Linked DNA regions of Homo sapiens: all the other regions are linked to region 2. The links are chromatin loops, found by intact Hi-C in ENCODE. Cell type or tissue: A673. All regions are shown on one strand. Each heading gives the region's core, and the rest is flanking DNA. Links, peaks and the distances in the headings are about the cores only.

Region 1 (10,496 bases), core at 3,510-8,509, 320 kb before region 2:
GCGTCTGCCAGTATAAACTAGTTTCCTGTGTGAGGGACACCTGGTCATGGGTTGAACACAGGTGTTATGCTGTCTGCCAGGATTAAAAAGCATCCTGTGAAAGGCACAAAGTGAACACCCACAACCAAATTCTCCAAAGCCCCGTCAGGGCAGGACTAGAGTTTATAGCCACTGTGCAAAGAGAGACTTTAAGACCAAACTAGAAAGAAATACAACAATTCTGCTAATACAATCTGCTTTAAGATAGAAAGATTTTTCAATCCAAAAATACATTTTTTTCCATAAAGATAATTGGTATAACTCATTACATATGAATAACATTTTTTATGGATTCTTCTTTCAATGGATTTTTCTCTTATTAAATGACATTGCATCTTGATAAGAAAACTGGAAGGAAAAATAAGCAACGTTCAATGATGAAGAAAACAGCCTTCAGGAAAACAGCACCCCTTTCAATGCAAAATGGCTAAATTCCTTCTCATGTTGTATGAGTGTGTGTGGTTTTTCAGTTTGCTTTGTTCTTTAACAGAATTCCAGATCTCATTCTATAGAGGGTCAAGGCTGAAAAACCTATTTTCATAAGCAGTTACCTGCCTTTCTCTGTTTGTTGAATGAAAGTTTTATTTCATGTTCCAGACTCTTTTATTACCTCTGGTTATCCTAAGCACTTCATCCTCTTAAAGTTCACCGAGCAGACCTATTCTTCTTATCCCTAATACATTCTTTGTATCTGCTAGGTTTATAGATTTCATGGCTATTTGTGCAAGGTTAAGATGGGTAGCCTCAGATAATATGGAAACAGCCAAGAGAGGTCCTATGCAAGCAACCAGATGGACTTAACAGACTCAAGTGTGGTATGACTAATGAATTAAAACAGCCACTCGCTAGCTCAGTCTTTGTCTCACTGCAGCTGAGCCTATATTAAGATATGGAAAAATGGAACTCATTTGTAATTTCAAGGAAACCAATTTGGCCCTAAAGCCCCCATGGTTTCAATCTTAAATAAATAAAATTATACATAGTCATTTTCCCAATTTATCTTCCAAAAAACAGAACTAAATAATCTTCAGTCATAAAAATAGGTAAACAACAACAATATATAGAGTCATCACAGTGTTAACTTATTTCAATGTTCATAAATTAATATTGAAATTTAATAAAATTGGGCAAATATTTGACTATCAACTATTTTCTCAATATAAACTGTTTTCCTCCACATCTCATATAAACGTTCAACAGATGCATCAAGCAACTTATTTTCTTACAGTTTCTTGTGTTGCTTGAAACAAACCAGGAGCTATTTTTGTTTAAAAGTTTTATTTCTATATATAATCATTGGTTTTTTTTAAAAAAAATATTTTCATAGTTTTTGGAGAACAGGATGTTTTTAGTTATATGGATAAGTTCTTTAGTGGTAACATGAGTGCAAAAATCAAATTTTAGCCTATGGCTATGATAGAGACAGCAAGTTTTTCCCTAAAAGCTTGAATGGGACTCTCATATAATAGAGCTGTTGGGAGGAGCCTTCCTAGCCAGTGACTTAGTTTTGAGGTTACCCCATTCATTTGCTTGCAGTCACACTGGGAGTAGTGATGTGTACCATGTCTAGACCTGTACCACTGAACATTCCCATAGACGATGTGTTTCTTTCCTCCCCCTGCTACAGGCCCAGGGTCCACTTCAGAAGCCCCATGATAAAGAGGCTAACCCATCCGCCTATGATCCTCAATGTGTGTGTGGAACAGAGTCCCCACCCCACAAGTGGACTTTGGTAGACGTTATTGTCTTATAGGACAGAAATTCTGCAAGTGTATCTATTACCGCAACTCACATTGTCTAAACAATGGAACATCAATAATATTCTTCAAAATAAATGTGAAGTTCTTTATGTATAGCAATGAAGTTTATGAAAACCAGGTGTTTCTTAATTTTGTTTTGAAATAATTTCCAGGATGTCACCAATATTATTAACATGCAAAACTAGTATGTAATTGTGAATTACAAAGCTTCATACATCTGATCCTTTTTGATGATTTAACAACTGATTGTAATATTAATAACATATACTAATATTTCGCTAGTAATAAAATACTACTAATGCTTAACTTCTGATCTGGAAGACAAAAACATAAAGGTGCTATATGCTTCTTGGCATCATTCATAATTTACATGTAGCTTCTTAATATTTGAACCTTTCTTCTTGCTTTTCAGTTACAATGGTATTTTGTCATTGTTTTGTTATTGTTTGTTTTAGATTTTACTAGCATGCACTTACTAATTTGTACTTTATGTTCATGCCATATTGCCCAGAGTGAATTGTGGTAATGAAGCTTTTGATGTTAGTTTTTTTTTTAATTCATCTAACCACGTTTGAGGCACAAATTGTGTTTAACTTTCTAAGCAATCAGCATATAAACATATTCCAATACTCTTTGACATCTCAATCTACCTTTTGTTATAATAAACAATTACAATTTTAAATAGACACTACCTGTGAATATAAATTGGTCGTTGCTATAAACTTCTAATACCTGGTTTAAGTTTTAAATTGAAGTTTGCTTATTTGATTTTTTTTTTTTTTTTTTTTTTTGATAGGGAGTCTCACTCTGTCGCCCAGGCTGGAGTGCAGTGGTGTAATCTCGACTCACTGCAAGCTCCGCCTCCCAGGTTCACGCCATTCTCCTGCCTCAGCCTCCTAAGTAGCTGGGACTACAGGCGCCCGCCACCACACCCAGCTAGTTTTTTTGTATTTTTAGTAGAGACGGGGTTTCACCATGTTAGCCAGGATGGTCTCGATCTCCTGACCTCGTGATTTGCCTGCCTCGGCCTCCCAGAGTGTTGGGATTACAGGCATGAGCCACCGCACCTGGCCTATTTGTTTGATCTTAAATCCAAGCAACTGTGAGTTCCATGAAGGTGCAGACTGTCTTTCATGTTCACGGAGGTATCCTTGGTGCTCAATTAATAGCATTTGTTGAATAGATAAAAAAATTATATAGGACAGGATTAGGATAACATTGAATATTGACAACCTTTTGCCTGAAATATCAAAAATGTGTGCTTAGATATGTTCAAGTTTAGTTGAGATATCTACGTCCATATATCTACATCTAGTCTGTCTCTCTCTCTCTCTCTTTCTCTCTCTCTCTCTTTCTCTCTCCTACATATTAAGTAAAGCTAACACCTTTTTGTAGCTCTAAGCCATATTCCATATTCTATTAAATTAGCAATGGTGGGTGGCTCAGCCACATGCAAAAAAGCAAAGTGGGACACATGGTAGAGTGAGAGATTGTCAAACTGGATCTGCACTGACACTCACCCAGCTGGATGAACTGAGGCTCACTCTTTACCCCAGACCCAGCCCCAGTGCTGGCTGCCACTTCCACACTGTATCGGATTCCAGGAACAAGAAAGGGAATGACCACGGAAAAGGTGGAACCATCCACTGTTTTGTTGATGTGGTATCGAGTTTCATTGCCCAGACACCAAACCTGTAAGAAGCACATCACAAAAATCAAGCTGGTAAATTACCTAAATGAATGCAAAGATCAACACAGGGTTGCAGTTTTAGACCCAGACAGAGTACTAAACTGTCATGCACTACCATAAGAAGTTTCCAAAGTCATTTTTTCCCTAAAATCTAGTTCTATGAACAATCTTCTGGTCAAGTTTAACGTTAAAAGTAGTTTCAAGGCATCTTTATTACTTTCTCATATACTTTTAAAAGGTTCTATCAGGTAAGTCTACAAATCTGTGCTTGAAGGTAGTAGTTTCTATCAGCCCACTTCATTTAGATTTCTTTTTAACACCAACACATTATCTGCCAGCTAAATAAGTACCTTGCAGATAGCTGTGTCTATGCAGATCAAGAATAATACTCATTCAACATTTGCATTCTAGGCATGACCCAGATGACCAGATATTGTAAAACAAAAATGAGTAGGAAACGCCAAGCCTCGTACTTCAACAGTTCTCTGGGATCAACCTGCCTGGCATGGGCACTGGAACATCACATTTTACAAGGAGTAGTTGATTGAAAAGGAAGGAGAGCTTCTGAATACTCTAAAGTAGTTTGCACAAATATGATTATTAAAAATAAAACTGCACACAAGGAGTGAGCCTCATCTCAGGATTTTATTCAACCTCTGGTACACTGAACTATATTATCAATGAGAGACAATTTGCCCTCTGCTCTTCTATTTAAATGGGACTATCAGTCCTTCACAGCATACATGAGAACATAAAGAATAGCAATACATATTTGATGTGAAAAAAGCATTCTTCTAATAACAAAGAGTTACCTGATTAACTTGGCTAATAATATTTGTGATACAAAACTATTCTCAAGAAATTGAGATTTTCAAACTATTCTATAATCCTTGTTTTAAATTTCACTAACAGATTCATCAGTGAGTGATCTTCTGCGATGTTTAAGAACTTGGATATGGTGCACGACAATGTTCAAGCTCAGTTTCCATAAGAAAATGATCTATAGAAAAACATGCTCATTATTATTAATTATTATCATTAGAGATGGAGTCTTGCTCTGTGGCTCAGGCTGCAGTGTAGTGGTGCAATCTTGGCTCACTGCAGCCTCCACCTCCCGGGTTCCAGTGATTCTCCTGCCTCAGCCTCCTGAGTAGCTGGGATTAAAGGTGTGCACCACCACACTCAGCTAATTTTTGTATTTTTAGTAGAGACGGGCTTTCACTGTGTTGGCCAGGCCGGCCTGACCTCAGATGATCTGCCTGCCTCGGCCTCTCAAAGTGCTGGGATTACAGGCGTGAGCCACAGCGCCCAACTGACATACTCTATATTCCTTATGATGTTCTCAAGCAATATATACCATTAACTTTAAGTAGACAATTGTCTAAACTCTAATAGGAAGTGAGATTTAAAAGAAATCTAAGCCTAGTCTCTTCCATCATTTATCTTTTTATATTTTCTTTGAAAGTTAATATTATTTTAATATAGTTTCAATACATAACACCAAGAAATGCTCAGACCCTATACCAGGAGCTGACCATTTGGAAATTAAGACTCTTTTGTGATTTTTTTAAAAATCCCATTTACATTATACAGCTGAACCAAAGCCACAAACTGATTTTGTACCAGTCAATCAGGTTCTGAAAGGCATTTTATTATTTTAAATTGACCATGAAGTTACGTGAAATCCACCCTTTTGCATTTCTTCAGGAGAGAAATGAGTTCTGACTCTTAGGGGAAAATGCCTACATTCCACAATTTAGCTTGAGAGCTGAGACATCACCCATTTTAAATCCTTAAAAATCTTCTATAACATTCTATTTTTCTAGACTAACACATAGTATCCTGTCACTCCTCAGTATTGAGACAGCCTTGAAACTCTTAAGAAAACACTTAAAAGTACAGAGACTTTTACCTTTTAATGCCTCAATTATCTAGAAAATCTTACTTGAAATATCTTAAAACATCCACAGTGCACTTATGGCAGTCTTTTAAATACTTTAAAAAATACACTGTTCATATACACAAATTTCATAAAGAGGTTTCTCAATTTGTTTTTAAAAATCTTTTGAAAATAAAATAAACTTAAAATTCTGCTCAGGATACTTGGTTACCGTACAGATTAATTTGCTCCTCAGAAGAACATGTATAGTCTTATTTGGGCCTTAACTAAGGATGCACATCAGAATCGCCAAAAGATTCACCAAGATATATGTGCAAGGGCCCCTGTCAGACCACCTGAATCAGAATTTCAAAATCACTGAATAAACAAGAAAGCGTTTTAAAAATAATTTTACATGTTGCTATTTGGACCAGCAGATGGCGCCAAATATCCATAAACAAATACCAGCCTGCTTTTTCTTTATGAATGGTGGGGGCTGCCCATCAGGACATTAATATATATATATATTATACTCATACCTTATACTCTTGGACCATTCCATTTTGAGTGTCTTCTGGAGGTGGCTGCCAACTAACTAGAATTGCAGTTCCGTTTCCATCATTCTTGGATACAGTTACACCTTGGGGTGGGGCACTGGGTGCTATTAAATTGTTTTAAAAGGTAGGTTATTAGAATGTGCTAGAGAACACTGAAAGCAGGTAATTAATATCAAACCCAATAATAGATGTATTAATACTATATCAATATATGCTTTTTTTTTTTTTTTTTTTTGAGACGGAGGCTCGCTCTGTCATCTAGGCTGTAGTGCTGTGACATGATCTCGGCTCACTGCAACCTCCCCCTCCCGGGTTCAAGCGATTCTCCTGCCTCAGCCCCCTGAGTAGCTGGGATTACAGGCACCCACCACCATGCCCCACTAATTTTTGTATTTTTAATAGAGATGGGGTTTCACCGCCTTGGCCAGGCTGGTCTCGAACTCGTGACTTCAGGTGATCCGCCCGCCTCAGCCTCCTAAAGTGCTGGGGTTACAGGCGTGAGCCACTGTGCCCAGCTGCATATGTTTTAAAGATGTATCTCATCCAAGTCTGAATAGTCCCAAACTACCTAAGTTGTTCCTCACTCAATGCTAATTCACTGCCACGGTGAATTTTCCATAACCAAAGTTAAATACCTTGTTTCCACCAAACATCCCAGGACAATTCCTATTTCTTCTACCGTGTAACTCTAGTCTCATGTTCTCCCCCGAAATGTTCAAAAGTATGAAAATGAATATTAATCATTCATGATAATTACTTATACAGCCAAAGTGACAAAGACATGTTGGGAAAAATCCTGTTGTTAGTTAATGTAATCTTTTACCTTTATGTAAATATTGTTTAATTTCTAGGAATAGGGTGGTCAGCTATAGTGATTTGTCTAGAACTGAGGTGTTTTAAAAGAGATGAGATTTAGGAAGAAAATGCTAATCCCACGAAGTCCTGGGCAAATCAACACATTATTCAAATCATGGATCAAAATAAACAAATAGAAAATGCTGAATGGAAAATAAACCAAACGGAAAACAATTTCATTTTTAAATGTGAATTTTAGTTCTGAATAATTAAATTTCTATATGCCATTAAGTAATATAATGTTCACATTTACACATTTGAGGTAGGCCACTATTGAAGCAAGTCAACTATTATAGCATTTTGCTTTTCTAGTTTTCTAAATAAACAAATACTGTTAGCAAAATGTATGTTCAATATCAAGAAAGTTAGTAATTAATGCCACTATTAACATTATAACAATTTAAATTAAGCTAATAAAATTCTAACAAATATACTGCAATGCATGGAAATCAAACGCTTCATCATACTTGCCTTCTTCCAGGGTTTTGGCAAACTTGATTTCACTATCTGCTCCTTGAAATTCATTAAAAAAAGGGCGAGCCTTAATTTCATAGTTGACTCCCTTTCTGAGATCAGGGATTACCACACTGTTTTTGGCTGGCGTCCTCACTTCAAAAACTAACCAGTCTGATTCTCCGTGGTTGGCTCCAGATGGCCGATAGAGAATTTTATATCCTTGTATATACTGAGACTGTTGATCTACCTATTAAAAAGACAAGTAAAATGTAATTATTCATATTATTGTATTGGTTCATCAGAAAATAATAAAAATTAAACGTTATAAAATGCACAAAATTCTGTCTGGCTTCATCCCACATTCTTACACAAGAAATGTGTAAGAATTAGAAAGGAAAAAATAAAAATCATTATTTGTGGACAACATGAGTGTGCTCATAGAAAATCCAAAAGAATCTTCAGCTAAAACATTCAAATAAGTAGAATACTGAAAAAATTCCACTATCTTTTGATAAAAATTTCGGTGGCATTAACTTCTATGCTTCATGCAGAAATGTGAGGCCTGATGGCAGCTCTGACATTGCATGTAGGACATCCCTGGGTCAAGGGGATGAGAAGCTAAAATGTTTGATGATTTTCTGATTTTAAAAGCCTACTTAATACTACTTGGAAATATTTCTAAGTTTAAAAGATTCATGTAATAATGATCCTATCACAAGTTACATAACACAGTTAATACTATCTGTTTCTTTCCTGAGACAGGTCAAGTTCACTACTGCAGCACAATAGGAAAAAAATAGGCTCAAGATGCAATGTTTTTCTGTTTAAACCAAACTAATAGCTACTGTAATAAACAGTGCTTACACTATAAAGTTATCATTAATGTACAAGTAGGCAACAGATAGTTACATTTTATATGCATTGCAATGATCTCGCAGACGCTTATTAAAACTGAGATCAAATATTGTAACAACTCACTGTCCAGTGCACTTCGATGGAAGAGGAAGAAAGGACGGTGGGGTTGTGGAGGTGCAGAACAGCATTTCCCAGCTCTCTCTGGACCTGCTTGTGGTCCACCCCCTGACTTGTTGGTAGGACATCTACAACAAGTCAAGAAAACTGTGTCAGGGTCTGCACAACGTTACTGAACGGAATGAAAGCATGGTGAAACAAACTGTTCATTCATAGCAACTCTCAGTAAAGAAGAGTCCAAGCCAGGCTGTGATTCGGAAAAAAAAAAAAAAAGGAATAATTTAACCTTTTTATTAGGATCAGGAAAGTAAGAGGGGATAGAGAGAGTAGAGAGAACGCAGAGGACATATATTATAGAAAGGCAAAAAGAGCAGGAAGCAAAGACAACAATGGCAAATAACAACATTTAGTGGCTCCTCCTATCATGTAACGATCACTTTCCTGATGAAAATGAGGGCACTAGGGCAATTCCCTGAGTTTGTGAAAACCTTCTGTAGTGATCCTAACTATGCAAGACAGAAAAGAGACTGAAATTGTAGCAGAGTGGCTAAGCAATGGAAAGAAAGGAGATATGGTTAGTGAAAACCAAGAACAGAAAGAAGGCAGATACTTTACAGCTTTTAAGATGAACTTGGATATTTTCTCATGGAAGGTATATGGTAAGTTAGTGGCTACAATGGAGGTGATACAGATGCCAGCAAGGAAGTAAAATAAAATAAAGCTGATTAGACTCATGAGAAAAAAGTACTTAACGTTTATTTAATTGATGATCCTTTAGTTTAGTTATTGTATCATAGTAAAGAAGGTTTAATAAAGAGTTCTTAATCTCAAAAGCCCCAAAATTTCAGGAAGGAAACTAAGAACACAGTAAGAATGAAGTGGCTACTAATGTTAATTTTTTTTTATAAGCTTCTTAAAGTCTACACTCAAAAAAACATTTGCCCATTTCTGAAGCGGTTTTCTAAACACAGATGTTTTGCTTTGTTTATAATAGTAACAGGGAATACATGGGAGGAAGTGAAGAAAATGTTTTTTGGACTTCAGAATTCTCTTTCTCAAAGAATTGTATTTTGGCACCTACATTCCAGATGATTCCCCATTACATAAAAAAATTAAAATGAGAATTTTAGTTTAATGAATCATTAAATACCGTCAAACAATTGATCTTGGGTAGAAAGCAAAAGCAGGAATACTAAGAATGAGATCGCTAAGTATCTCGGATGAAGTCCAGGGAAGCTAGGCAAGTGGAAGAGATGACATCGAGATTGATATCAAACACTCTTACATATTGTTTGGTTGTTTTTATACTTAACCTAGAAATTAAGCTGATAAATAAGCAAGATGAAAAAAAAACAACTGGGATAATTCTGGCATCCCATACTTCATCTTCCTTTACCAATATTTTTGGTTAGGACCTGCCCTCAGGATAACTATTATCACAGCCTCTACGGAGTAAACACTTGATTGTCACCTTTCCATCTCTTCCTTACCCACTGGTCTCAATTGCTCCTACGACTCAAGCTGTCACCCATCTCTAGGATAAGAGTGAAATACTTGGAATGAAACAGACTTGGGTTTGCACCCCACCTCGGCAACTTAAAAACCACGTAACATTGGAACAATTTCTTAATCTCACTATTCTTCAGTTTCCTTATGCTTCAGATGGTGGCATCAAAGGCAGCTAATCCTGAGGGCTGTGGTAAAAGCTGTCTTGTGGTAAGACATAAAAAGTGCTTTTCCTCAGAGCAGGGATTGTGGACCCATAGTATATAGCATAGTGCCATATACATAGGTGTTGCTTAATAAACATAGGTTCAATTAAAATGTATTCATGTGTGGAAAACACACATATGATGTCAGTTTCCAAGTACTTCCCTCATACGTAAGCTCCCATCCTCACAAAATCATCCCCCTTTCAGAAAGTATCTTCAAATACAGAAATAACCACTTTATACATAACTGCCATGATCTGCATCCCAATCCCAAATTCCTCTGATTTGAGATAAACCTACCAGTCAGTTCCTTCATGAAAATTGCTAGATTCTCCCACCTAGTACCCATGACAGCAACAGCAGTCTATAACATTATAATAGAAATGTTCACAGCAGAGAGAAAAAGGGAAAGTGACACCTGATAATATAATTTTGAGAAGTTTATGAATTGATCCTGTTACTGTTTTTGTTCTCCTTCTCCTGAAAGAAACGTATGACAATGTAAAAGGTCTTTCTCAACATTCAGAATTAGACTTAAAGAAGACCTAATTGCTCCAGCCAAACTGTTTCCCCCAA
Region 2 (10,496 bases), core at 3,740-8,739:
TTGTTTGTTTGTTTTGACAGAGTCTTGCACTGTCACCCAAGTTGGAGTGCACTGGTGCCATCTTGGCTCACTACAACCTTCGCCTCCTGGGCTCAAGCAATTTTCCTGCCTCAATCTCCAGAGCAGCTGGGATTACAGGCGCCCGCCACCATGCCCACTTAATATTTTTGTATTTTTAGTAGAGAGGTGGTTTCACTATGTTGGCCAGGCTGGTCTCGAACTCCTGACCTTGTGATCTGCCCACCTCGGCCTCCCAAAGTGCTGGGATTACAGGCGTGAGCCGCCGCGCCCGGCCTTAAATCTTTTAAAATATCTCAAAAGTTAATTAAACACATTCCTTATAAATAGTCATAACAAGGAACATAGCCATTGGTCATATGAGTTAATTCTCACACAGATGACTACAGTCCACAGTGTAATTTTATAAATTCCTTTTACTTCTTGCATGAACAAAGGGCTTAGTTTGAGTATTTTCCAAGAAGTGTCAAAGGCAAACCTTTGAAGGTCTATTAAACAAACAGGACAGTTCTTTCAACATCTGTGCTTTGAAAACCAGGTCAACGCTACATAGTATAATCATAACATCATACCTTTCACAAACATGAAAAATGGATCCACGGATTTACCTTAAAATAGCTCTAGAATTTTTCATTTTGAGAATTTGATGATATAATATTATGACAATGATATTACAATTTGAAAACAAACAATGTACACAACTCTGGTCAGGGCTGTACTAACTAGAGTTGTATTATAAGCTCACTAACATATAAAGAAATTAGACAGTGGGTGGCATTCCTAATTCCATTCATGATTCGTTTTCTTTCATGGATTGGTTTAAAAGATTATTAAAATCATTCATTCCCCCTCATTGTTAAGGGACAAATAGAAATTTTCTTCAGCTACATATAAACTTCCCATGGTGGCAATTTTTTGGTGATAGTGGGAAAGTCCTTGGCCTGTACACCCTTCCTCTGTTTTTCAGATATCAGGTTCCATTCCTCGATCACAGTGGTAAGCAAAGGCCTCAGGCTGGTGATACCAATTACTGGTACCAGAATACACAGATGACTAATGTTGGGGAAACTGGAATCCTTCCTGGGATTTTCCTACCTGGAGCTGGCAGGGGAAAGCTATTAGATTGTGAGATGCCAAGCATCATGTTTGCTCTTGCACAGAAAAAAGATTTGTCTGTAAAGTAGAAAAATAAAACAACCACACAAAAAGAAGCAGAGAAAAGAGAACCAGAGCACACTGATGGCACTCAGTCATTAGTTTCACTTGGCTTTTAAGTCTGATCCTGCCAATGCATTTTCTATGGCTTGAGCAAATGAGTCAATGAGTTTTTGCTGTCTTGTTGTTACTCCGTGAGTTTCTTTTGCTTGCAATGAAATAGTCATAATATACTAATTTCCCTATTAATTCCAGCTTTTCCTCCCTTGGACTGTGTCACCATGGAAAACTTGCTAGAAATTTTATGTTATCACTCCTCCACTTCTCCATTGCCTTCAAGGCTCTCTTTATCTCCTTGTCTTCCATTAAGCCTTGTTAGACCAATATCATCCATGTCCCCTTTGTACTGAAAAAAAGACCTATCTTCTTATCTATGACTAATACTCAATTATATACCTTTCATATATATATATATATGAAGCTATATATATATAGAAGCTATACAAGAAGCTATATATATAAGAAGCTATATATATATTATATATATAAGAAGCTATATATATATTATATATATAAGAAGCTATATATAATATATATAAGAATATATATAAGAAGCTATACATATATGAAGCTATATATATATATATATATATATAGCTTCTTAGGTTAATAACAGCTTGAAGGTAAACTTTTTTGCAATCACCACAGATTACTATATACTTCCAAGCATACAAGGCAATTAAATAAATTCTGGCATACTTTTCATATTTTTCAGTGAGAACTGAGGAAGTAATGTTAGCTAAAAATTTAATTTATTCAGATGAAAAAGGTTACATAAATATCGCATATTTATCATATATCGGTTCTCTGAATTGTTCTAAAGTTTTTATTCTAAACAATAATGTCTGAGGTGGACATGTAGTACAGTCACATTAAGTTTCTTAGAGAATTATTTTCAAAACTCTTGAGTGTGTATCATATTTTCCTTACAAATACGTAATCAGCATTGTACAACTTTGGTCTAGCAGAAAGTTATAAGACTGAGTAGATGAGCTACCAAAATGAAACTGTTAAGTATTCACCAAATCAAAAGCATTTTTCTTAAAGCAAAATATTCTTCCTGTTTTAATTTCAAAAAAAAACATCATTAGCGAATAATTTTTAAACCAACTTATACCTAAATTACTTATCTTCAAATATTACAGGCATCCTGTATTATATTTGCATCATGGGCCAATATAACAATTTCTATTAGTGTACAAATAAAGTCCATGGTACTCATTTCTCTTGAAATACAACATTAAATGAATATGTTTCAACAATGTCAAAGAGGGAGAGAGAACGAAAGGGAAATTCCAGTGATTCAGAACTTTAGACTTAGGAAATTAAAAAAAAGAAGAAGAAAAAAAAGGACACTTTTCTTGATGGAATGTGTTTCAATTGAAAACCGAATCAAAACTCATGGTAGCGGCTGTGGATTCTTTAGACAGATGGTGTCAACAGACCAGTCGATTAGTCAGCTTGGCAATAGAAGGATAGATAGTTTTACGAAATGCCACCAAACTCAATATACGAAAAAAAGAAAGAGGCATGAATTTGTACTCTGATACTTGATCCTGGTTACTGCATGGTTTGTAAAATAGGCTACTCTTGTCACCAGCAGTTTAGAGTTTCCTCGTTAGATTTTCATAGAAATGGTTCTCAGAACACAAAGCCAAATCCCAGAAGGGACAGCTGGGTTTAACAGGTGAAGAGATCACATCTAATGGTTTTTCTATCCAAGTCCCTCTGCTGATTTTCTTTCTTGTTTTCATACCTAATATAAACTAACAGTATCTATTCCTATTTTTCAAAGATATATCATTTGAGAATGGATAAATGAAGACAAGCAAATATTGTACCCCAAATTTAAAAGTCCCTATTTATAAATACAAATACAATAATTTAATTTTTGGTTGCTCAAGGTAAAATTCTATATTAGATTACATTTAGTCAAGCTAAAACTAGTGTTCAATAATTTTTTCCCCAAGAGCCTAAGACCATGTCTACTAATGCTGCCAAATTAAATCAGAGCCAGAAAGTTTAATTTGATTAGTAATTTTCCTGGTGAGTTTGGGGCCCTTCTAATGTAAATTAGAATTTTTATTAAAATGGGAATGAAAGCAGGATACTGAGCCCTACAGAGAAAACAGTTGGTTAAGGAAACGGGTCCTGCCTCTAAAAAGTCTCTTAGACTAATCTCACTCTTATATCTTCAATTTATACTTAAACTAAAATATCTTCCACACCAGCTCTGACAGTAAAAGCCAGTTAAGTGTACATGCTAATTAGCTCTGAATATATCATAGCATGTGAAAGATTATCTCCTATGTTCATGTCTTTGCTTACATATAAGGGGAGTTTGATCAGATAAAATAACTTTGGTAACAATTTTATCAGTGGTTTCATAAAAATAAAGCCAGTATGCCTTCCTGAGAATATTGAGAGAGAATATTGAGGGCACAGTGGATAAAAAGAATGAGAATTGGTTCTTGGAGAGACTCTCAATTCTGCCATTTAGCTAGTTGTGTAAACCTGGGTGACCAGTTTCTTAACCTTAGTTTCCTGGTTTTAAAAAAAGGGAGAGGGGATAACCACTGAGAGGAAATGAAAGATAAGGTAGAAAAGACTTAGTAGAGCCAGACATAAAAACAAGCTTTTAATAAGTTTCTTTTCAAAGCTAAAGTTTTTAGATCACAAATTTCTAGACAGCAAATGAGCAATGTTGAGGTCAAGAAAAAACAGTTGTTGAATATGTGATTACATAAGCACTGAAATTAATTCGTCCACCTCTTCCATAGCCCAAGGTATTCTGCAACAAATACAAAAAGGAAGAAAAAAGTACCAACTCTTAAGTGGTGAACATAATTATGTTTCTATATTCATGTGATATTGCAGACCATTATTTCCTAACATTCAACTTTGATCCTGAAAATGCTTTACTTGGTTTAAGGCAGCATAAAGACCTTTACTCAACAAATACTTAAAATATACAGCATAACGTAAAAGTCAGCCTAATTTTGTTCTTTTGTTAATTGTGTTCTTGTTTTTGTGTTTTCTAAATCCTAAGTTTAATCAGAATTGGTTCTTCATTCTATTAATAGGCTATGGCATCGAATAAGTGCTAAGCAAAACAGACTCAGTGCAATACACATGTTAGAACTGCTCCAGAAAGCGCAGTCTCAAAATCAAGAGCAAAGAATTAAGGCACAGTACTGAGAAATAACAGTGGCAAGAAAAAAATGGATCTTCATCCTATACTATGCAACTGAGACTCAGGGTCATCCTGCATCCCAAAGTTCAGACAGGAGCAGTTACCTGAAGAATAGAGGAAAAGGATAAAGTAGCCCTAAATCATGTAGTTTCATTAGTACTGTTAGTGCCCACCCACTTCTTGAGCCTGACCTGAGGCTGTCTCCACTGTGCCGGTGAGTCTTTGCGCTTATCAGGAACCTATGAGACTGGAGATCCCTCAGGATTCCAGCCTTCTGTCTGCCCAGATTTACATGCAGCCTATATTTTCGGACAGAGCTTCTGGCTTAAGGCACATAACAAGCCAATTCTTACCTTTATGGTACCCCACAAACCCCTCACTAATTGTCAACAAACTCTTGGCCCTTTTCTGTCTCTCTACAGCAGCATTTGCCCAATTTTAGTTCTATCTCAATCCTATGCTGATTCTGTATTTTCATCAGTAACTAACTGAACCTATATACTATATATACAGCTATTCCTTTTTGAAGTCTTTCTTCACTTAATATAACCAAGGGTGTATTCCTTCATTGTGAGAACACTAATAATGAGTCCAGCAATTAAAGCACATGAGATAACCCTATGCATAAGAGAGCAAAAACAATATATTAATTTTCTCCAAAACGTCTTTAAAGACCACTATATATGGTTGCCATGTAAACTGCACAAATTATAGCAAACCTACGTATTACCTCCTTACATTTCAATGATAAAATCAGAACTTTGTGTAACACCAAGTGCCATTTTCTTTAAATTTCTTCATGCTATTTGAAAAGGGGATTCAACTAGAACTTTAAAACAAAACTCAAAATTGGTAAAACAAAAACAAAAACAAGAACAAACAAACAAAAAACACTTCTTTCTCTTGTAAAATAACTATGGCCATTTAAGCAGAATATTTCCAATTTTCTACAGATTAAATCCCAAACCACTTACCTTGTCAGTTAAAATCATCCACAACCTCATCTCAGTCTATCTTTTTAAACCTCAATTCCCACAGTTTTCCTCTAATTTAGAAAAATCAGATTACTCACTGAGATTCCCACATGCTTTGCTTTTTACTCACACACTTCCCTCATCCTAGAATTTCCTTTTCTTTCCCATTACTCTCCTTTTTACTCTCTTCTTCAAGATATATGATTAATTAAAATAACTTTTTCTGGCTTGAAATGATTTCTTCCTGAAATGTTTTAAATCATTTTCCTTTGTTCTCTGGAATAATTACTTAAATTGAATAGAATATTTATTTTCTTCTCTCAAACAGCAATGTAACCTCCTTAAGAACAGGAACAGAAATTTTTACATTTTCATATTCTAACTGTAGCAATTAGCAAAGGATCTTGATTCAAGCAGTCAATATATATATAATATATATTTTAAAAAAAAAGATTATTCCGTAAGCTACACTGAAAAGAAATAATGGAAAGTATAAAGGAAACTAACCATGAGAAAATAAAATCTCCTGATCCACCTAGAAATATATACCACAATGTTAGTGTCACACATTTGGAGGTTCCTTACTCCTACTCACTGAGGTATGCACTACTGCTCACACTGGTAATTAGGATCACTTAGGACCTTACTGAAACTCTCACCAGTCTCTGTAGGCTGAGAAAAACTACTTAACAGTCTATTAATGTTTTTAATATCTATATAGTAAGCTGTTTTAATGTATATAAATGAATTTAAAAATAATTATAATAGTGCCATCTAAACTGGCAAGACAAAATGTCCTGCTAATTATTTTTAAACATTACCAACACATTAACCATAAACTGCATGTATTCAAATCTGCAATATGCAGCTCCAGAATCTTAGTTATTTTTGCTCTTTTTTCAAATACAGAAGAGTCTCAGTCTAGTTAGTTAAAGATTTCAAAAATTATCAGATTGAATTGACTGTAGATGATATTTTGATTTCAGATTTACACATTATAAATGACCTATTGGTTCACAGATTAAAAAAACCAGTAAACATATATGCTTCCATCTAGTGGCCAATTCAATTAACCAAGGTAGTGGGGGGATGGAGAAATGAAGAGGGAAATCCATGTGTAACTTGCAATCTCCTTTCAACCAAATAACCCTGTCCTCCTTGGACCAAGTTTCTAGACTAGGTGTCTTCAGTTTTTACTTCTTCCATAGACTGCTGCTTTACATTTGTTTGAAATGCTGAGAAATGACAACACTGGTATTAATAATACTAATGGCGACAGGCACTTTGGGAGTCCTTATTGAACGCCAGGCACCACACACAGTATTGCCCATATTATCCCTAAGCTTCACAGTGACATTATAAAGTAGGTAATATTATCCTCATCTTGAAGGTAGAGAAACCGAGACTCAAAGAGGTGAAGGACTTTCCCTAATGTCCCATACTAGTTAGCAGCACAGGGATTCAATTCACATCCAGGTCTAGTTCTGCTGGTGCAGAGCCTTGTACTTTTTCCATAATATTCTGCACGATTAAAAGGAAGTACAGTATATAAAAAAGAAGTAAAGGGCCAGATGATCCTAAAATAGATCTTCGCTCTCAATAATGAAAATCTGACTTTACTTAAACTGAATGAGTTAATTTTAAAGTTCTGTAGACTGTATTCCCACCATCTCCCTCCCAGCTGAGGTCAGATACAGCTAGAAATCTATTCTCCAACTATTTACAAACCTCCTTATCAACATTAGTACTCTTCAAGTTCTGACATCTCCCTTCAGGGCAGAAGTATTTATTTAATTATCAAGTACAGCTTGAGGAACATCAGGCTCTTATTCATGGTTAAGTAATTAAAAACGGAAAACACATCACCAAGTGCCTAATATATGCAAGTATGAATTGGTTCAATTGGTGAATGTTTCCCCAGACTGCATTTGTTTCTTATGGACGGGTGCTGTGTTCCTGTCCATGCCTCATGGCTTTCAGGGTTTGCTAATTAGTGCTTTCCTAATCCCATTCAGAAAACTAGAGCAAGTTTGTGCCATTCCCCTTCCATAAATGAGTGGTCACTGAGATTAGGTCAAGCCAGCTCAGCCTACAATAGCATCCTTAATCAGCCAACGTGAAATAAAAATGAGGAAAAAATCCGGGCTTTTATCTCACACTGTCTTTGGAGCTAATTAAAATGCACAGGCTCTTCCTGCCGTTACAACCCTGCTGTTCCATACACTAATAAGGCAACAAAAGGTGCTGAAAGCAATGGACTGAATAATTGTTGAAATTTACAGTCCCTTTAAGGAAACTGTTAAAAGATTTCTGTCTCCTCAGCAATGTAGATAAAATTCTGACAAAGTATCACTAAGTAAGATCTCTCACATTTATATTAAGAATCTCAGAGATTTGGGGAAACTTAGGATACTATAAATTGATGACTGTTTTTCCTGACACTGTTTTACTTCTTTAGCTTTCAACCCCCTTTACTAACCAAAGAGTTAAAACAACACTATGTTCATTGAAATCTGTCCCCAGAGTGCAGAGGGAGCTCTGCTGTTTTAAGGGGGTCTATGAAAGCCCCCTGGCATAAGAAACAAAAAGGTGGGAGGGGGAAGTGAGAGAAGACAGGATGCGGGCAGAAGGAAAGAAAATGAATACACACACAAACACACACACACACACACGAGATCTACTTGGGCTCACACCCTTCCTAGTCATTTTACCCGCCAAAAATAAATCCTTAAATTAATAATCAACAGTAATAAAACTGCTTTCTAAAATAGAAAAAGCTTTTGATCTTCCTGTTCCCTGCCTCAGGGTATTCCTTATATTTATTAAAACGCACCTTGAGCATGTTACAAGTAAAACAATAATTTCCTACACTTTAATACATGTACAAGCATATAATTTAAGAAAACATTTGCCGAGGGACACCATATGTTCCAAACACATATATTCAATTAAATTAATGTTATAATTATATTTAAAAATCAATACATTAAGTAAGAATTCAGCATGTTCAAAGAGGCACATTAGCCCAAAACTGTAATTATAAGAAACTGACCTACCTTTCTAAGACTGAGCAGGATGTTAGATGTCTGGACAGATGGTAAGGATTACAATCACCACTCCTTGCCTCCTGTCCCACATGTACCTCAAAAACATCCATACGAACAACATACAAACTTTCATCTGTGTTTGGCATAATGTCACCATGCCACAGCATTATGAAAACTTCAAGAGGAATCAACTACTTTCATGAACCTACACAAAAACTCTAAATATTTTAAAAATATAAATACACAAGGTTACCATTTTAATAAAGCATTCTTTTCCAACAGGAGAATATTCTTTATACCAAAAACTTAAATATCTTCTTGACTATCTTCATCACAGGTTTCCACATGTAAAATTGCTGTTTCTCTGAAGTCTGATATTCATTTAACACAAACACCGTAACAATAACTACTAGTGTTTGTAGCATAGGAAACTGGTTGAAAGATCTTCAGTTAAAAACACCACCACCACCAAACTTTCCATCTTATGTGGAACTTAGTTTCCTAGGTCTTTTTTCCCCCTTGCTTTGGTATATGTAATTCTATAAACCTCCTCAAAACACTTCAGTCCATGGAAATAAATAAAACTTACACCCCTGGTAAATACAGCTAAGATAACTCATAAAGAGAGATAATATTAACTATGAGGAAATAATTATTGGAAATAACTTGTGAGTTTTAAAAATATTTTAATTTAAACTATAAACTACTACCAACATCCAAACTGTTGTTACATTCTAAGTCATCAAAGTCAGAGGATGATGACAGTCATTCGTATAAAACATGGGATATGTGTTATATGTGTTAACTTAATAGTTTCAGCAAGATATGAAATAGATATTACTGTTTCATCCATTATAGAAATGAGAAAACTGGAGCATAAAATGTTTAAAAAAATTCGACTTTCCCAAGCTCACATGGCTGGTAATTGGGCATTGAGTATGCATACTTAATCATATGCCATTCTACATAATTAAATAAATTATAGTATATTACAGTTTATTTTATAGTACCCTAAATAATAGTAATGGTTCACATTTATAAAGGGTCATAGACTATGAATGTTAAGATCTTACACAAATTCTCATTTAAATCTTTCAAAAGCCCATTACCATCACCCTCTTACATGACTATCAACCAGCATCTCAAATAACAAAGAAATGCCCCACATTCACTACACAAAACTCAGGAAGCAGTAGCACTTATGTCTACATTAAATACTGAACTTCTTGTTTTAATTGTGGTAAAAAACATAATATGAAATTTACCATCTTCATCATTTTTAAATAGACAATCCAGTAGTGTTAAGTATATTCACATTACTGAGAAACAGATCTCCAAAACTTCTCTTAATCTTGGAAAACTGAAACTCTATATACTCATTAAACAACTCTCCCTTTTCCTCTACCCTTAAAGTAGTACCAGGGCTCAGAGAACAATACCCGAAGTATAGCACTTTGTCACACTGAGCACTTTTGGATTAAAATAAATTGGAAGGGCTTGAAGGCCGCCTCAGAACCAAGGACTTCCCAGCCTTCTCTCATTTCTCCGCTCCCATCCCCTGGCCCCTGCCAACACACACACACACACACACACACACACACACACACAAAAACACACCCACAGTGAGGGACTTTCCCTAGAAATTCCTGAATCTGAGAAAAACTTCTTCCCAATGAAATCCAACTGTCTTAAAACCCCCACTGCAGGAATCTCATAAAAAACAGAAAAGATTAACCACCCAAGAAGAAAAAGACTAAAAGTTGTTGCCACATCCAGACAGCCTTGTTCTGTATTCTACTGAGGGCAGCTCCCAGAGGTTACCTGGGAGACATTATCTGCATAATTAGACAACCTTTGTTCACAGGAAAGTTCTACCTCTTGCCTTTCCAAAAGTTGTCATCACCTCCCGCAAGAGCTCTGAGGACATTTGTCCCAGGCAATCCTGTGTTCTTTCGGCTCACTGATTTCTCCTAATAATCATTTACTACCCCTCGGAATTACCTACACCCCAATTCCTTCTCCTTTATGAAGAGGGGTATATAAGTACCT
Region 3 (10,496 bases), core at 1,766-6,765, 60 kb before region 2:
TGGATGATGAGATAGTGAATTCTGTTTTGGTGACAGTAGGGCTAACCCAGCTAAATAGAAATCAAACCCAAAATTGTGGCCCTTTTATATTTACATTATGTATCGCAGTCAACTGAGCAAGGGACGTAACAAGAGATTTACCAGTGCCTCTTTTGCTTAGTTTTCAATTTTTAAAATGTCAAGCCAATATAAATTAATCCAAAAGATTAATAATCTAGAGCAATGAGAAATCATTTATTTAAAAAAGAGTAAAAAAAATATTTAAAATTCCATTGATTCATTTTGGATTAACTAGAAAGAGAAAAATAATTTCAAATATAATCTCTCCTTTGTAAATAGTAATAAATTCCAGTCCTCACAAAGGAAAATAATAGACTGATGTTTGCAGATGTATTAATATATTGTCTTACGGTGTTACGTGTATTACTGAAACATTTTATTTTTTTTCAACTTGTGAAATGTTAGAGTTTCTGATTAAACTTTGAAATAAAAAGAATAAAGAGAAGCAAGTAGAGATTAAAGAAACACATTACAAAAGCTTTCTTGATTTACAAAACTTTTCTTAAAGGAAAGCAGAAAGCTATTATAATGGTTAAAGACAGAGCCCTTTTATGTGTGCACATGGGAAGTACTTCTAGAGAGGGTCGTATTTCCCTAGGCTAGAGACCAAGAAAACTTCACGGCCCCAGGCCTTGAGTTTTGTAGTGAGAACAATTCATTCATTGAGCACTAAGATTCAGTAATCAAAGTATGAGGACAAGGGTGTGATTTTCATCTTATCTGAGGGCAAGGGAAAACCAATTCAAAAGAAACAAATGGCAGTAAGAAAATGGAATCTCCCATATGGCTAAAACATTTTAATGTATGGGCCGTTATTTCTTCACTTTTAAGTTTCATTTTGTATAAATCACTGACTATATAATATGCCAGAGACATATGTTGTGCTTCACAATTTGCAACAATAATTTCATATTACATTATTCAAATCTCTTCAAAAATCATAAAGGCTATATAAACCATATTGCATCAAAAATGGAAAGAAATAGACAGTATACGAGTTTACCAAATATTTGATATCAACAAACCATAATAAAGAGAAACATACGCAAATTCAAAGGTTAACAATTACATTATTTTTCAAACCCTAGTTTATTCAGTGGACATAAGGAATTTTGTTGAAAAGGTTTAAGGTTATAATGCCCCTAAGAACTAGATGAAAAATCTGTGTATATTTAGTATACATGCCCAATGTCCAATCAACATCCTATTTGGGCTCCAATGGCTCCAAGTATTTCCCTGACACTACTCCAAATTTCAATGAATGGCCACAAGAAACAAAAATATAAATCAATGTTTTTATTACACGTAACTTGCTTAGTTTCTGAACAAGAGCTTTGAAAATAGTTGCTTTTAATTTTATATAAAATTTATATATTTTATTTATAATTTATATTTATAGGTATATATTTTATTTATAATTTTATATATTATACCATGTATACATTTTATAAATTATATATATATATTTATATAAATATGCTTTTAATTTTACCCATTTAAACTTAACTAAAACCTTAGGTAAAAATGAAAATAAATGCATACATGAAGAAAATACATTCTTAAGGTAAGATAATAAATGCCATATCAATTATCTATTATATAATATATGAATGTACTTTCTCAAGGATCAGCATAGAAAACTTGGAAATGTGCCTGCTCCCTTTTTGCATTATTAGGTGTTTGATTAAAATTAAGATACAAATTAAAAAACAAAAACAGTGGCAAACTGAGAAGACAGAAACGATATAGAAAATACAGGTCCTACCAGGGCACTCTTATTCCGCATGTGGCATGATAAAGTAATGAAACACTATCATCTATTATGACAAAGTCAAATTTAGCCTTTGTACTCTGGGATCCTGGAAACACAATGCTCAAATATATGAAACTGACAGTGGTTTAGATTCAGACTTACCTAAGATTATGAAGGCACCTAATAGTAAGAAACATCAAGAATGTTCAAAAAGAGTTTCCTAATTCTGAAAATATTTCAAAATTTGAAGAGATAAAAAGAAAAATTACCACCAGGTGTTTCCGATTTAATTTTAACCGCTTCTGACAAAAGTTTAAAGATATTTATATTCAATTTCTACTTTCAAATTAACTTCATAATCCTCCATTTTTACTTCCAAATGAAATCATAATAAATAGAGCAGATTAACATAGATTTTTATCTGATATAACATATTTCCAGCATTTCCACACATTTTAAGAATGATTAGCTTTTCCTCTTACCACTTTATGTATATTATTTATACCAATTTTTATAAATATCTTGTATAATACTTACTGAGACATAAAGTTTAATTATTAACATAAAATTTAGTAAAATTTACTGAAGATATGCATTTAAAATTCCTTCCTTCCTTCATTTCTTTCTGTTTTTTTTGAGGCAGGGTTTTGCTCTGTCACCCAGGCTGGACTGCAGTGGGATGATCACAGCTCCCTGCAGCTTAAATCTTCCCACGTCAGCCACCCGAGTAGCTAGGACTAGGTGTGCGTCATCATGCCTGGCTAATTTTTAAAAAATGTTTATAGAGATGAGGTCTCACTATGCTGCCCAGGTTAGTCTGGAACTCCTGAGTTCAAGTCATCCTCCTGCCTTGGCCTCCCAAAGTGCAAGTGCGAGAGCCGCTGTGCCCAGCCTAAAAAATTCTTTATTCTGGGCCAGTCGCGGTGGCTCACGCCTGTAATCCCAGCACTTTGGGAGGCCGAGGTGGGCGGATCACGAGGTCAGGAAATCGAGACCATCCTGGCTAACACAGTGAAACCCCGTCTCTACTAAAAATACAAAAAATTAGCCGGGTGTGGTGGCGGCGCCTGTAGTCGCAGCCACTCGGGAGGCTGAGGCAGGAGAATGGCGTGAACCCGGGAGGCGGAGCTTGCAGTGAGCCGAGATCGCGCCACTGCACTCCAGCCTGGGCGACAGCGAGACTCCGTCAAAAAAAAAAAAAAAAACAACTTTATTCTTTTTCTAAAGTGTCACGCCTGTAATCCCAGCACTTTGGGAAGCCGAGGTGGGCGAACCACCTGAGGTCAAAACTCGAGACCAGCCTGGCCAACGTGGTGAAACCCCATCTCTACTAAAAATACAAGAATTAGCCAGGTGTGGGGGCGGGTGCCTGTACTCCCAGCTATTCAGGAGGCTGAGACAGGAGAATTGCTTGAACCTGGGAGGCGGAGGTTGCAGTGAGCCAAGATCATACCACTGCACTCCAGCCTGGACAACAGAGCAAGTATCTGTCTCAAAAAGAAAAAAAAAAAAAAAAGAAAAAAATGGAATTAGTAAGCAATACTGTTTTTTTATTTATGTAATCTTTTATCAATATTTCTTACCTTATATCTAATCAAAACTGGAAGCTTTCTGCAAAATTATAGTTGTGATTTTGACTTTAAGTATGGTATTATAATCATTCGATTTACATTCTTTAGTCTGGTTAAATAATGTAGTTTCTGGAAATTACTATCTAGCTTAGTTCACGTGGGTAAGGGTCTGGATAGACATTACTGTGTGAATTCAGGTATTCTATTTTTGAAGAAAACAAAAGAAGCCCATATGGTGGCTAAAAACTGTCATAACCATCTTCTTTGAACGAGTGAGACCAGGAAAACTTTCACCCACAACTTTACTATGTAAGTGTAGGTTGAGTAAAGAAATGACTTAAGCATTAGCAAATCAGATAAGTCTGAAATTAAAATATTTCATTATGAGCTCTCAAGCTAAATTATTAAATTCTTATTCCCACTTAATAATGGTTAATGTCAGTATAGTCAGAGTTGTTTTTTTGTTTTTCGTTTTTTTTTTTTTTTTGAGATGGAGTCTTGTTCTGTCACCAGGCTGGAGTGCAGAGGCACAATCTCGGCTCATTGCAACCTCTGCCTCCCGGGTTCAAGCGATTCTCCTGCCTCAGCCTCCTAAGTAGCCAAGATTATAGGTGCCCGCCACCACACCCAGTTAATTTTGGCACTTGTAGTAGAGATGGGGTTTCACCATGTTGTCCAGGATGGTCTCGACCTCCTGACCTTGTGATCCACTAGTCAGAGTTTGTTTTTAAATGACTATTTACTTATTTTAAAAATATAAAGTATTTTATTAACAGGGACATCATCTTTTAGAAAAATAACAAACGTTTTTGAAATAATTATGAAAAATTAAGCTAAATTATACAAATTTAGGCTATTTTGACTGTGAGGCCATCTTAAATATAAATGTAATTTGTTGAACATGGTAAACTCACTAGTTTTGCATCTAGAAATAATTAATTTTGTAAAATCTGAAATTCCATCATGAATAATCAGCTATAATAAAGAAAAAGAAGGCATACTTAAGAAAGAACTAAAACTGCAGTGTCAAGAAGTCCTTAAACATCCGGAACCTTTAAGCGGAACTTGGCATAAACTCAGATCATGTCCCAGTAAGATAATTTCTCTGGGGACATATTGCTCACTCAGCTTTGAAGGATTTATTTTAGACAGATTTGTCTGGCCTATTAACAATTCTAATCCAAAGAACCTGAAAAAGAAAGCAAGGAAGAAGGAAATGAGTGGTTTTTTTTCCAACCACAACTCTCAGCTTCCATTCAGAAAATATCTTCCTTCATTTTACACTTTCCTATGTGAATTCATATTAATATTTAAGGACAGAAGCTACTACGACACAGAACCTACATTGTTTGTGATTGTTGTATTTCTTTAAGTATGTAGCCCAGAAATGCACATGGAAATGCCATGCAAAGGCTTTCAGTACATATTAACTGACGCTGAATAACAATTGACAATAAGTTAAACATGAAAACATTAGATTGTGAGCATTCAAGTCTGTGAATAGTAGATTTTTAATCAACTATTTAAAGAACACATATATATGGTAAACCATTTATGGAAAATTGTAAAATAATTCTAATTTATTCCTTCTCCCATGAAATAGGTTAAATTGTGTTGATGACATTTACATCTATAGATGTAAAAGAAATCAGAGTGAAAAGCCCATTTTGCAAAGAGAAATATATAAAAATTTGGAATGTCTATGGTCTATAAAACACCCAGAGTGCTCACAGGATGAAAAAAATGTATGAAAACCAACCATGACAGAGAGCGGCTTGGAAAAGTTATTAACCCAGGAAAGATTCTAACATGGTATGGTAACTTTTGTTCAATTCAGAGAACTAAAATTAGTTATATGAATCATTATCCCTTATTTGGCAATTTGGGGATTTTGTTTCAGTTAGTTTACAGCAATCTTTCCTAACTTAGTGTTTGCTCTGTGTTTTATACTCTTTAGGGTATAAAACAATCTCTAGGTAGTCTGTTAGAGGACAGCCAAAAATAATAAAAGACTGGCTCAATTAGATTCTGGCTTTCTTTCTTAAAATTTCCAAGTTTAGACTGTCAACTTCAGCTTTTCTTTGGTCTTCTCAGCTGCCTTCTAAGGTACCCAGGAAGTTAAGTACAAATATCCATATGTCCCACATACTTCTAGGAAACCTCATGTAGAACACAATACTCACAGATACTCATAGCCCACAACCATAAAGTGAGTACTTTATGAAAAAAGGATATGAAAAAGGAAGCATTCTGGCAATTGTCCTAATCTAGGTAACCTAATTCTTCAACACATGTTTCTGCAACCAAGTTAGTGATTCTTTCTTGTGGTTCTGGAGCAAAGGAAAGTACCACACTGTCATAATTTTATCTACACTTACAAATATTTTACCCATTTTGGAAAAAAGGTCAATGACATATCGACAATATGTTATTTCTAAAGTGTCATATTAAGATAATTATGCCTACAACCCTCAGACATATATCAATTTGTGCTTGACTTTCTTACCGGTTATTACATCAGACCATAGGGAGATTATGGTTACGTGAGCTTCAAACAGGCTCAAGTGTATCCTCACAAAGTGACTCACTGGATCCTCTGAACAGGGGAATTCACACACAGACTAGCTTAGACAGTGCAAGGCCAGACTGAAATACTAGTACTTTCACATCACTGAAAGTTACTGGCCAGAGATGAGTAACTTCTTGTCTTTTTTTAACACTGAAAAATAAAAGGTGATTCTGACAATATAAAACAAGCAAGGTTGAGAATCAATTAAGTAGAATCAAAGTAGATGGGCCTAAAAGAAAGCTGAACATGGCCCAAGAACAGCCTTGTCACTGCAAGAAAATGGAAATAGTATGTGCTAACACGGTAAGCCAATTGAAGCTTTACTGCTTCCCAGCTATTTACTTAGTGGATTGTCCTGTCAATATCTAGGCTTTAAAAGATTACCTATTCCATGTCAGAAGATCTCAGTATTGATCCTGCCTGGACATGATCTCCCTGGTCATGTTATTTTACAGGGCCAGATTAAATAATGGTTTCTTTACCCAAAGCTACTTTGTCTTTACATCACAGAAAAAGTTGAGGAAGGTAAATCGATGGAGGTTAAAATTATAGGCCTTAATAAAGGACAATAAAGGCAAAAAGAAGAAACAACCAACTAGCAGTTTACCTCCTTTTAGCCCATCTCAAATTTTATTGGAGGAATCCATTTTTTAGTATACTAATCTTGTGATAACTTGATTTGCTAATAATGCATAGATATCAAAGCCACAGCTTAATCCTAAATGCAAAACATAAAGGTCTGGAACCAATTACCTGTGGCAGGGTGAAAATGTAATAGTTTCATGTGTAAGAAGGAATTAAATGTAAAACAATCCTAACATTGTACTGATTGTTATCTATGATTCAGTGTGAATTCGGAAAACAAATAGGAAAATGTAAATTAAAAACTGCGTATTTTGCAACATACTGACTACTATAGTAACAATTATATTCCCAAAGGAAATAAAATATATCATGCCTTAGCATTATTTAGTGAGAAGGTAATTGTCTTACATACAAGATGAATTTGTCCTACATTTCACTTTCATGATTAAGAATCCTTCATGATTAATGAAAGGCTTTAACTGTTAGAGACAAAATAACATAAGGATTATAGGCATGGACAATTTTTTTTTTCTTTTTTTTGAGATGGAGTCTTGCTCTGTTGCCCAGGCTGGAGTACAGTGGCACAATCTCAGCTCACTGCAACCTCTGCCTCCCAGGTTCAAGCAATTCTCCTGCCTCAGCCTCCTGAGTAGCTAGGATTACAGGCAGGTGCCACCACGCACGGCTAACTTTTTTTTATTTTTAGTAGAGACGGGATTTCACAATGTTGGTCAGGCTGGTCTCAAACTCCTGATCTGATGATCCGCCCACCTCGGCCTCCCAAAGTGCTGGGATTACAGGCATGAGCCACCGTACCCAGCCTTTCTTTTTCTTTCTTTCAGTTTTTTTTTTTTTTTTTTTTTTTTTTTTGACAGAAGGTTTTACTCTGTTACCCAGGCTGGAGTGCAATGACACAAACACAGCTCACTGCAGCCTCAACCTCTGGGCCGTCAAATGATCCTCCCATCACTGCCTCTCAACTTAGCCTCCAAAGTAGCTGGTACCACAGGTGCATGTCACCATGCTCAGCTGATTTTATTTTTTTACTTTTTTTAAATTTTATTTTACTTTATTTTTGCAGAGGCAAGATCTCAACATGTTTTCCCCAGAGTGGGCTCCAACTCCTGGCCTCAAGCAATCCTCCTGCCTCAGCATCCCAAAGTGTTGGTTATAACAGGCATGAGCCACTGCGTGTGACATGGCAAATTTATTTAAACTACCTGAGCCTCGGTTTCATAATCTCAAAGTAAGAATATTAGTAATACCTACTTCACTGAATTGTTCTGAGGATGTAGTAAATTAATAAACATAAATCAGTGCCAGACACATAGTGAACACAAAGTACTGGCAATTGTTACAATTAACATGATCTTTCACCTCAAATTCTTCCTCAACTATAAAAAACTTAGACTATTTTATAATATGGTTTTCCACAAAACAATTTATCCCACTAAGTCAAATATAAAATAGATATAAATTAATTATGTTAGCTTTATTTAAATCACAGTATTTTTCTTCCTTTGGGTCTGTTCAGAATTTCAGTGGCAATTATGCATATATATATAAACACAATTTCCATAGCATAAGTACCCTCTCTATGGCGCTTAAAAATCTTCCAAACATCCAGGAATGTACTTAAGCAGTTTGATTAGCCCCTTATGTCAGATAAATGAACAGTTTTATAAACAATAACTGCAACACAGGTCATTTTGAAATGAGAGATTCCCTGTAGTACAGTAAATGTCCCAAATGGAATGCCTCTGAAATAATACGATTTTGTTCGCAATATAAGCTCACCTTATTTTAGGAAAGTAACAAGCATTTTTCAAAAGTTTTTGAGTAACAATACAAATGGGTATGTTTGTATATAAAATATGTAAAAGTTCACTGACACAGAAACACACTTTTAAACAGGGAACAAAATCTGGCATGAATAGTTAAAGTTTTCAAAATATTATGTACAAGGAAAACACAACACATATAAAAGAACAGGAAACAGCTCTAACAATCCTTTTTTTTTTTTTTGAAACAGAATCTTGCTCTGTCCAGGCTGGACTGCAGTGGCACGATCTCAGTTCACTGCAACCTCCGCCTCTCGGGTTCAAGCGATTCCCCTTCCTTGGCCTCCCGAGTAGCTGGAACTACTGGCGTGCACCACCATGCCCAGCTATTTTTTCTTATTTTAGTAGAGATGGGTTTTTCTTATTAATAAGAGAAAATTTCTCTTATTTAGTAGATCATGAGGTCTGCCCACCTCGGCCTCCCAAAGTGCTGGGATTACAGGCAGCTCTAACCATCTAAGAAATCAAATATACAAAAGATAAACTAGGTTTACATGGTATTGAAGGCATGTACAGGCAGTCAACATAATAGTTGCTGTGAGAAGATAATACAAATCAAAGGCTAAAGTTGCTCTTCCAATTTGAAGACCAAAAAACTAACCTCTCACCTGAATGGATTCCCTGACCCCCAAGTCATCAACCAAAAATGTTCAGGAAAATCATGGAGGAACGTGCCTTCTGGAAACAGGCTTCATTTCTGCCAAAAATGATCATGGTCTACCCTTACCTACCAATGTATCCTAGACAGACACTCAAAGGTCCTATCATCAGGCTAAAAGGCTAGAAACATCAACAAAAAATATACAAATTCTCATAGAAAAGCATAATTTCAAAGAAAAGTTCATAGGCAAGGTAGTCAGAGCTAACTAATTTAAAGTCCTCTCCCTGTCTTTCTCCTTCTCCCTCTTCCTCTCCCTATCCTCTCTCGATTACTTTTTTATAAAACCACTGTCTGATTTTCTTCTTCTCCTTCTTCTTCTTCTTTTTTTTTTTTTTTTTTGACAGAGTCTCATTCTTGTTCTGTCACCCAGGCTGGAGTGCAGTGGCACGATCTCAGCTCACTGCAACCTCTGCCTCCCGGGTTCAAGCGATTCTCCTGCCTCAGCTTCCCGAGTAGCTGGAATTACAGGCATGCACCACAACGCCTGGCTAACTTTTGTATTTTTAGTAGAGATGGGGTTTCACCATAGTCTCGAACTCCTGACCTCAAGGGATCCACCCGCCTCTGCCTCCCAAAGTGCTGGCATTACAGGTGTGAGCTATCGCATCTGGACTCATTGTCTGATTTTCTTTCAGGCACTAAGACTGCAGTTTTGCAAAACCATTAGAAATATCAGAAGTTCTAAGGACATCATTGACTATTTAATAAAGATAATTATCTCTTATCTGGATAATGCCTATCTCTGACTAGTGCAAATTATTTTCCAATAGTTATCCAATTATGCAATTATTAAGCAAGATAACATATAGCATTGCCCTCTTATAGACAAGAAAATGAAGTCACAGAGTTCCAGAGATACTATCAGGTCCTTACCTTTCAGCCCCAGAAAATCAGCTTCAAGAGTTAAGCTCAGAGTACATTCATTCACTAAACATTTTTGAGACTTTTTCTGTGCCAGGTACTGTTCTAGATCAGCAGTTATTAGGAGTTACAAGGTCCTTATCCTCATGGAACTGACATTTCATGAAGGAAACTCAATGGTAAGCAAAAATATCTTATTCACATGATCCCATCCCTGGTTTGTTTCATTTATTTTTTGCAAGTCATTTTCTAAAGTGGAAAGGGACTGATTAATATCTTCCCTTTCCCCAGGACCAGAGTGACTGTCCATAGAATTGTAGATTGCCACCAGACAGATTCCAGAGACTTCAGCTGAATCAGAGAAAAAGCTTTAAATGGTGTGTGTAATGCTACTCTATAGTAGTCTCCGCTTTTCTAGAAAATTGAAATGCCGCTAAGGGAAGAAAGAAATGATGTGACTGGAAAGAAGAGGAAGAAGTGAGAAACTTCTCATTCCAGAAGAAGTTACTCCTTCCTCAAGCCACCTCTCCAGCTCATCAACTCAAGCTGCCCGAGAAATCTGTCCCCATAGGAGGTCCTCTGGCCTCTACCCTTC

The links. A loop is a pair of places that touch in the nucleus more often than their neighbours do. Peaks named below come from ENCODE experiments on the same cell type or tissue, not always from the same donor. Only the 100,000 strongest peaks of a DNase experiment are listed, where the experiment ranks them.
Region 1: a loop joins it to region 2, with 5 times the contacts of the local background. A loop is called at or near these places in 17 of 110 quality-filtered maps.
Region 3: it touches region 2 in a loop (2.3-fold over the local background); 4 of 110 quality-filtered maps call a loop at or near these places.

The regions. Positions count from the first base shown.
Region 1 is chr3:78,653,779-78,664,274 of GRCh38, forward strand. It overlaps ROBO1 (roundabout guidance receptor 1), which reads right to left. Exons shown (of 31, transcript NM_002941.4): 15 at 8,215-8,336; 16 at 7,252-7,483; 17 at 5,908-6,029; 18 at 3,320-3,491. Among named protein-coding and RNA genes, the nearest start is that of LINC02077, 610 kb to the left of the region's middle. In A673, for the core only: CTCF peaks have their summits at 5,804 (motif pointing right) and 6,005; a DNase peak (open chromatin) is centred at 5,823.
Region 2 is chr3:78,971,771-78,982,266 of GRCh38, forward strand. The region is part of intron 3 of ROBO1 (roundabout guidance receptor 1); the gene reads right to left. Among named protein-coding and RNA genes, the nearest start is that of MIR3923, 530 kb to the right of the region's middle. In A673, for the core only: a CTCF peak has its summit at 6,461 (motif pointing left); DNase peaks (open chromatin) are centred at 6,481, 7,341 and 7,481; H3K4me3 peaks cover 1,515 bases; H3K27ac peaks cover 2,306 bases.
Region 3 is chr3:78,913,245-78,923,740 of GRCh38, forward strand. The region is part of intron 4 of ROBO1 (roundabout guidance receptor 1); the gene reads right to left. Among named protein-coding and RNA genes, the nearest start is that of MIR3923, 590 kb to the right of the region's middle. In A673, for the core only: no CTCF peak of the experiment used is centred there; DNase peaks (open chromatin) are centred at 4,507 and 5,967; H3K4me3 peaks cover 1,539 bases; H3K27ac peaks cover 2,696 bases.